Regions from separate parts of the Homo sapiens genome. Here region 2 is linked to region 1. Evidence: chromatin contacts called from ENCODE Hi-C data. All regions are on one chromosome and are shown on one strand. Each heading gives the region's core, a stretch centred on a gene start or an enhancer-like site at or near the end of the contact. The rest is flanking DNA. Distances are from core to core; before and after follow the strand shown. Region 1 overlaps GRIK4 (glutamate ionotropic receptor kainate type subunit 4). Region 2 overlaps TBCEL-TECTA (TBCEL-TECTA readthrough).

Evidence for each region. A loop is a pair of places that touch in the nucleus more often than their neighbours do. Pooled maps may share reads with other maps.
Region 2: a map with no recorded cell type shows a loop between it and region 1 (2.2-fold over the local background). The contact joins two enhancer-like sites. A Hi-C loop is called at or near these places in 2 of 37 single-sample maps with no recorded cell type and 4 of 50 pooled maps.

What each region holds. Positions count from the first base shown.
Region 1 is chr11:120,700,005-120,704,299 of GRCh38, forward strand. The region is part of intron 3 of GRIK4 (glutamate ionotropic receptor kainate type subunit 4); the gene reads left to right. Among named protein-coding and RNA genes, the nearest start is that of GRIK4, 190 kb to the left of the region's middle. Within about 2 kb of position 2,692, at least 3 of the 41 ENCODE cell types and tissues checked have a DNase peak (open chromatin) inside an H3K27ac peak, as active enhancers do.
Region 2 is chr11:121,066,841-121,070,855 of GRCh38, forward strand. The region is part of intron 7 of TBCEL-TECTA (TBCEL-TECTA readthrough); the gene reads left to right. The region is part of intron 8 of TBCEL (tubulin folding cofactor E like); the gene reads left to right. Among named protein-coding and RNA genes, the nearest start is that of TECTA, 32 kb to the right of the region's middle. RefSeq lists an enhancer at 677-821 and a cis regulatory region at 742-755. Within about 2 kb of position 2,096, at least 3 of the 41 ENCODE cell types and tissues checked have a DNase peak (open chromatin) inside an H3K27ac peak, as active enhancers do.

The sequences.
Region 1 (4,295 bases), core at 1,442-3,941:
TTTTTACAGAAATAAACTTTATTGTGTATATTTGGGGTTTACAGCATGTTAGGAGATGCGTAGAGATAGTAAGATGGTTACTACAGTGAAGCAGGTTAACATGCCCATGATCTCATAGTTGGTTTTTTTGTGTGTGACAGGAGCTGCTAAAATCTACTTATTTAACAAAAACTCCTACTATAGTTACGTGCCACATCATGATGTTTCCATCCACAAATGGCCACATATATGACAAAGTTCCTATAAGATTATATTACTACTTTTTTTTTTTTTTTTTTTTTGAGATGGAGTCTCGCCCTGTCGCCCAGGCTGGAGTGGAGTGGCATGATCTTGGCTCATTGCAACCTCCACCTTTGCCTCCTGGGTTCAAGCGATTCTCCTGCCTCAGCCTCCTGAGTAGCTGGGATTACAGGCATGTGCCACCACACCTGGCTAATTTTTGTATTTTTATTTTTTATTATTACTATTTTTTGAGAGAGAGTCTTGCTCTGTTGCCCAGGCTGGGGTGCAGTGGCGTGATCTCGGCTCACTGCAACCTTCACCTCCTGAGTTCAAGCAATTCTCCTGCCTCAGCCTCCTGAGTAGCTGGGATTACAGGTGCGCGCCACCATGTCTGGCTAATTTTTGTATTTTTAGTAGAGACGGGGTTTCACCATGTTAGCTAGACTGGTCTCAAACTCCCGACCTCGTGATCCGCCCACTTTGGCCTCCTAAAGTGTTAGGATTACAGGCGTGAGCCACTGCGCCTGGCCAATTTTTGTATTTTTAGTAGAGACAGGGTTTCACCATGTTGGCCAGGCTGGTGTCGAACTTCTGACCTCAGGGGATCCGTCCGCCTCAGCCTCCCAAAGTGCTTGGGATTACAGATGTGAGCCATCGCAGCCGGCCATATTACTGCATTTTTACTGTACCTTTTCTATATTTTGGTGTGTTTATATACACAGATACTTACCACTGTATTACAGTTGCCTCCAGTATTCAGTACAGTTACATGCTGTGTAGGCTTGTAGCCTAGGAGCAATACGCTGTTTCATGTAGCCTAGGTGTAGGAGGCTATACCATCTAGGTTTGTGTAAGTCACTCTGTGATGTTCACACAATGACTAAATCACCAAACAAAGCATTTCTCAGACCGTATCCCATTGTTAAGCAATACAGAACTGTACAATACGGTTTTATTAACTTTAATCTTCATTTTGTACACTAGATCTCTAAACTTGTTCTTCCTATATCTCTGCTATTTTGTGTCCTTTGACCTGTATCTCTCCAATTCCTACCCCTCTACCATGCCCACTCATAATAACCATTGCTTCCTTCTCTGTGAGTTTGAGCTCCTTTTCTAATATTCCACATTTAAGTGAGATCATGCAATATTTCTCTTTCTGTGTCTAGCTTATTTCACTTGGCATAATTTCCTCTAGGTTCATTCAGGTTGTGGCAAATGGCAGGATCTCCTTTTTAAGGGTGAGTAGTATGCCATTGTGTACACATACCACATCCTCTTTATCCACTCATCCGTTGATAGACACTTAGGTTGTTTCTATATCTTGGCTAATGTGAATAATGCTGGAGTGAACATAGGAGTGTGGATATATTTACAAGGTGATTCCATCTCCTGTGTGTATATACCCAGAAGAGGGATTGCTGCGTCATATGGTAGTTCTATTTTTAATTTCTTTAGGAACCTCCATATTGTTTTCTGACTTAGATTTTAAAGGGATCACTCCAGTTGCTGCATTGAGAATAGGCTGAAGGGAGATCCATTTAGGAGGCTCTTGCAGTAATCCAGGTGAGAGAGGTTGCTGGCTTGTCCAGGATGCAGCAGTAAAGGTGGTAAGAAAGGTTGGAATTCTGGATAGATTTTGAAGGTAAAGCCAACAGAATTTCTTGATGGTCTGGATATGAGATGTGTATGTGTAAGAGAGACAGATCAAGGGTGATTCCAAGCTTTTTTTTTTTTTTTTTTTTTTTGAGATGGAGCTTCACTCTGTTGCCAGGCTGGAGTGCAGTGGTGCGATACCGGCTCACTGCAATCTCTGCCTCCCAGGTTCAAGCAATTGTCTTGCCTCAGCCACCCGAGTAGCTGGGACTACAGGTGCACGCCACCACGCCTGGCTAATTTTTGTATTTTTAGTAGAGATGGGGTTTCACCATGTTGGCCAGGATGGCCTCGATCTCTTCACCTTGTGATCCGCAGGCCTCGGCCTCCCAAAGTGCTGGGATTACAGGCGTGAGCCACTGCGCCTGGCGACTCCAAGGTTTTTACCTTGGTACTTACGAGGGTAGAGTTGGCATTTGCTGCAGTAGGGAAGGAGGTTGGGCTGGTTTAGGGGTAAGAGGTGTCTGAGCCGAATCTTGGTATGCCAAATGTGAGATGCCTGTTAGACAACCTGTGGAGATGCAGGGTGGCAGCTAGAATGTGAGTCTAGAGTTCAAGTGACAGAATTCTACTGGAAACGTAAATTTGGGAGTAATCAATATACAGATTGTACTTAAAGCCACGAGACTGGGTTTGTACAGACAGAGAAGAGGACAAGGACAGAGCTCGGGGGTGCTTTGAACTGAAGAGGTCAGAGGGATGCAGAGGAGCCCATAGAGGAGGATGAGAAGCAGCAACCAAGGGGCAGGAGGAAAGCTGGGTCAGCATGGTCTCCTGGAAGCCAAGGGAAGAAGTGATCAGTGTCACAAACCTCTTGAGAGGCCCAGGGAGACGAGGACTGACAGGTGGGCTCACTGCTCTGGAGATTTTTGTTTCACTTTGTTTTTAATGCTCCACATTAAAACAATATCCCATGGGTCATGGCCTGAGGACGTTTCTATCTGAGTAGAGCTTGAGGCTTCAGCCCTGCAGAAAGCAGGAAGGAAGATGTATTTGTATCGAAAAGAAAAAAGGAAGTTACCAGCACACTTTTAAGTTCACTGTCTTGTTTTATTTCCATAAGTCCTTTTAGGGGAGTATTTGTAGTGCTTTGCCCAATTTAAGATGAAGAAAATGAGGTGCAAAAAAGCAACATAGCTGCCTTTAGTTCAGAGGCTTTGAAATCAGTGTTGGTCAATAGAACTTTCTCGATGATGGCAATGTTCTGTATCTGCTTTGTCCAGCATTGAATCTGTGGGCTACCTGTGGCTACTGAGCACTTGAAATGTGACTTTTTGGCTAGTTTTTAAATTGCATTTGACTTAAATTCATCTAAATTTAAATATAAAGAGCCATCTGTGGCAAGTGGCTACCTTAATGGACAGAACAATTCTAAGTGGTCATATTTACACTAGATTTAAACCTGGGTGTTCTGATCCAAGGCCTGGGGTCTTTCAACCTACCCTCTGCTTCCCAAGAAGGTAGCATAATGTTCTAAAGGGGGCTGGATTGGCTTGAGGTGATGAGTCTTGGAGGGTGGATTTGGAGAAGGAGATAATGTATGTGACCTAGGCGTGGTCTAAAGTTCTAGGGTTTATTAGCCAGTTTACAAGCTCTCTAAAGTCTCCTGAAGCCTGTTTCTTCCACTGTCAGCCCAACCCAGGCTGTAAGGTTGGGCTTACAGGAGTAAGGGTGAGGACCCAGGAGTAAGGGTGAGGACAGGAGGGTATATCTAGTATATGTACCACTTATAAATCCTACCGTCTGTCAATTTCCTTCATGAAACTTCCCCTGTCCACTCAGCCGTATCTCCTGAGCAGCAAATCATTTAAATTCCTTTGAAATACTGTTACTTAAACTTGTTTTTGGACACTTAGATTGTACCTATTATTACCATTACTATTTCGGTTGTGTCTGTGTGCTGCTTTCTGAATCTCTTTATAAACTCCTGGAGGCAGGTGAATTATGTCCTGTTTCCTATACATGGTAGGTACAGGATGGGGTGGTATAAAGAGCACTCGTCTTGATCATCTTTGGTAGCACTAAAGCCAAGAATGATGCTTACAAAATTGTGGGACCTCAACAGATGTCTGTTTAATAACTGAATGGCTAAACTTAGAACCACATAGTTTTAGTTTAGATTTCTGAGTTTCCGTTCACTAGCTTTGTTGCCAAAGGCGAAAAACGAAACTCTTTGAAACCCAATTTGCTCATCTGTCAATTTGTTCATCTATCAAAAGCAGTGTATTTCTTGTGTTCTCGTGAGGGTCAAATGAGATAATAACCATAGAAGTTTTTGCACAGTGCCTGGCACATAGTAGGTGCTTATTTATTAAGTGTTAATGTTTCTTTACTTTTCTTATGATGATATATATGCGGTTTATTCTTCACTAGACTGTGGTCTTATGGCAAATGGGGATTGTATTTTACTCACTGTT
Region 2 (4,015 bases), core at 846-3,345, 370 kb after region 1:
CCTCTACATCATTCAGTGTCTCATATAAAATTGAGCTTTAGTTTCCAGGTAGGATGGAGGTATCCATTTATTTAAAGAAAAACATTCTTTTTCATTTAATGAAATTTTTTTAAAAATCAGTGTTCAGCTCAATTTTCCTGTAAATTCTAACTTCCACTACAGCCTTCCTAGCTCGGTTCCCCGAGCTTTTCTTCCTCCTTTTATTTTCCTCTCGTGTCAGTTAAACATGAAATAGCTCTAATTAACTTTAACATAAAGTAAGAAAAGTTACCCAAAATGTCTTTGAGGTTATGAATAAAGAGCCGACATGATGAGCCGAATGTCCTTTATGGTAGCAAAGTTATTTTGTGTGTCAGTTGGATTATTTACACACATCTGTTTCTATGTGATTAGTCATTTTGGCAATAAAAGACTTTAAAGAGGATCCAGAGATTCACATACCTGTTTTCCTATCCCAGGATGAAATGCAAAATCTGAATCATTTGAATTTTTATGATGAAAAGAGTAAAATGTTTAGGAGACTGAAGGGAGACATACTTATTAAGAGCTTTATAATTTCTTACAGGTGCTCAATTATCCTTTTTATTGCCTTCTGATAGGTAGAGCTGGAAGTTTAGCCTCTCTGCTCTAGCTGCTTATGGCAATAATGGACTAACAAAAAACTGAGCAATCAGCCATATGTCTCATGTTTATTTACTTTGTGAAACAAGAGAAGAGGAAAAATCTCTGTTTTCTGATTCTTGGCCTTTGACCATCATACTGTTTGCTTTTCCAGTCAATGGACTCTTTTCTTTTAAAGCCGTCATCTGTGCCGTGTTTCTTAGTGGCTTATATAGCAGTGGTGTGATATGCTGTTTCCAGATAAGTTCAGTGTGTACTGCAGGTAGCTGGAAAGATGTCCTTACTGGGCTGGTCATATTTCAGTTATTAGACTCTCAGGCCTTACCAGGAGAACTTCTAGGAAATAACTCTAGATTCTAGCTGGGTTTCAAAGGACAGTTTAATTTATTTACTGAATACCTACTAAGGACCAAGAGGCACTGGGCTTCAAGCTAGAGATAAAGAGACAAAAACAGTAGTGTCTACTCTCAAGAAGCTAAGCTAGAGATATATTTCCTTTGCTGGGCCCTCTTCATGTTCCCAACCTCTAAAACTTGAGTTACCCCAGGACTTAGTCCTTGGACCTCTTCTCTTCTGTACTCATCCCCCACACACTTTTAGCCAGTCCCGAGGCTTTCAGTGCTTTCTGTATTCTGATAACTGCCAGATGTATACATGCAGCTGTGATCTGCCTCTAAATTCCAGACGGCGCTTTCCAGCTGCCTGCTTGATGCCTCTGCCTGGATGTTTAAACCTAGTGTGTCCAAAACTCAACTTTCGATACCCTCCCTTTTCCCTTACCCTGCCTCCCTCACCCCTAGCCCCCTGTGCCATAGCTACTGCTCTGCCAGTTTTTCTCCTTTTTTCAATTATTCCAGTTGCTCAGGGAAAAAACACTGGAGTCATTCTTGATTTTTTTTCTCCCACACCCCACATCTGGTCTGTTTTTTTTTTCTTTCAGTTCTACTTTCAAAACCTATGTATAGAATCTGACTACTGCTTCCTATCATTTTAGTCCAAATCCTTCATCATATCTTACTTGTGTTATTGTAGTAGCCTACTGACCAGTCTCCCTGAGTCCACCCTTGCTCCCTTAAGGCCCGTGCATCTCATAGCAGCCTGTTTCTAAGAACTCAAGTTGATTTTTAAAAAAACAACAGAGGCTGGGCGCAGTGGCTCATGCCTGTAATCCCACCACTTAGGGAGGCCAAGGTGTGCAGATCATCTGAGGTCGGGAGTTCAAGACCAGCTTGACCAACATGGAGAGACCCTGTCTCTACTAAAAATACAAAAAAAATTACTTAGGCATGGTAGTGCATACCTGTAATCCCAGCTACTCTGGAGGCTGAGGGAGGAGAATCACTTGAACCCGAGAGGCGGAGGTTGCGGTGAGCTGAGATCACACCACTGCACTGCAGCCTGGGTGACAGAGCAAGGCTCCGTCTCAAAAAAAAAAAAAAAACAGACAAAAAACAGAAACTGTCCTTACTGTTCCTGACACACTTCAAGCACACTCCCTCCTCAGGCCTTTGCACTTTGTTCCCTGTTGAGAATGCACCAGGCTACCTGCTTCATTCTCTCCCTCGCTGACACCTTATCCGAGATTCCTTCTCTCCTCACCCAGTCTAAAATAGCACACCTCTGTCTCCTATAATTCTCTTAACCTCCTTTTGTTAATATTTTTCTTGTCACTTATCAACACCTGAGTTACATTTCTTGTATATTGTCAATCTCCCCCCATGGTACTGTAAGCTCTATAGGAGTAGGGACTGTTTCTGTTTTGTACCTTGCCATCTCCCCAGTGCCTAGAGCGGTGCCTGGCAGTATAGCAACTGTTCAGTAAGATGATTGAATATTCGCTTTATACTCTGAGAACACTAAGGAGGACTTAGGTCTGCTGGAAGAGGGTACTTTCCTGGAAAATGATTGAGTTAATCTGGTGACGATGAGGGAAGAATATTCTAGACAGATGTGAGTACATGGGAAGTAAAGGTACAGAGGTATGAAATGTCTTTATGTGCAGTGAACTACAACAATTTGATATGACTAGTGAAAAGTAGTAAGTGGGAGCTGGGCACAGTGGCTCACTCCTGTAATCCCAGCACTTTGGGAGGCCGAGGTGGGTGGATCACTTGAAGTTAGGAGTTCGAGACCTGCCTGGCCAACATGGTGAAACCCCATTTCTACTAAAAATACAAAAAATTAGTCAGGCGTGGTGGTGCATGCCTGTAGTCTCAGCTACTGGAGAGACTGAGGCAGGATAATCACTTGAACCTGGGAGGCAGAGGTTGTAGTGAGCCAAGATTGTGCCGCTGCACTCCAGCCTGGGCGACAAAGCTAGACTGTCTGAAAAAAAAAAAGTAGTTAATAACTGGGAAGTAATGATACATATTATGCTGGGGAGGAAGGTAGGAAACAGGGCAGTCCGTGAAAGACTTTGGTATGCTGTGCTCGGACAGTAGGGCTTATTCTTATAGACAGTGGGAAACCATTGAAAGGTTTCAAGTTGGGAAGTTAAGTGGAGAGATTTTGGTTTGTATATAGAAGAAGAAGCTGAACAAATTTACAAGAAAAAATCAACCCCATCAAAAAGTGGGCAAAAGATATGAACAGACACTTCTCAAAAGAAGACATTTATGCAGCCAAAAGACACATGAAAAAATGCTCATCATCACTGGCCATCAGAGAAATGCAAATCAAAACCACAATGAGATACCATCTCACACCAGTTAGAATGGCGATCATTAAAAAGTCAGGAAACAACAGGTGCTGGAGAGGATGTGGAGAAATAGGAACACTTTTCCATACTTGGTGGGAGTGTAAACTAGTTCAACCATTGTGGAAGACAGTGTGGCGATTCCTCAAGGATCTAGAACTAGAAATACCATTTGACCCAGTGATCCCATTACTGGGTATATACCCAAAGGATTATAAATCATGCTACTATAAAGACACATGCACATGTATGTTTATTGTGGCACTGTTCACGATAGCAAAGACTTGGAACCAATCCAAATGTCCATCAGTGATAGACTGGATTAAGAAAATGTGGCACATATACACCATGGAATACTATGCAGCCATAAAAAAGGATGAGTTCATGTCCTTTGTAGGGACTTGGATGAAGCTGGAAACCATCATTCTTAGCAAACTATCGCAAGGACAGAAAACCAAACAGCGCATGTTCTCACTCATAAGTGGGAATTGAACAATCAGAACACTTGGACACAGGGCAGGGAACATCACACACGGGGGCCTGTTGTGGGATTCGGGGAGGGGGGAGGGATAGCATTAGGAGAAATACCTAATATAAATGACAAGTTAATGGGTGCAGCACACCAACATGGCACATGTTTGCACGTTGTGCACATGTACCCTAGACCTTAAAGTATTTAAAAAAAAAAAAAAGGCAGCA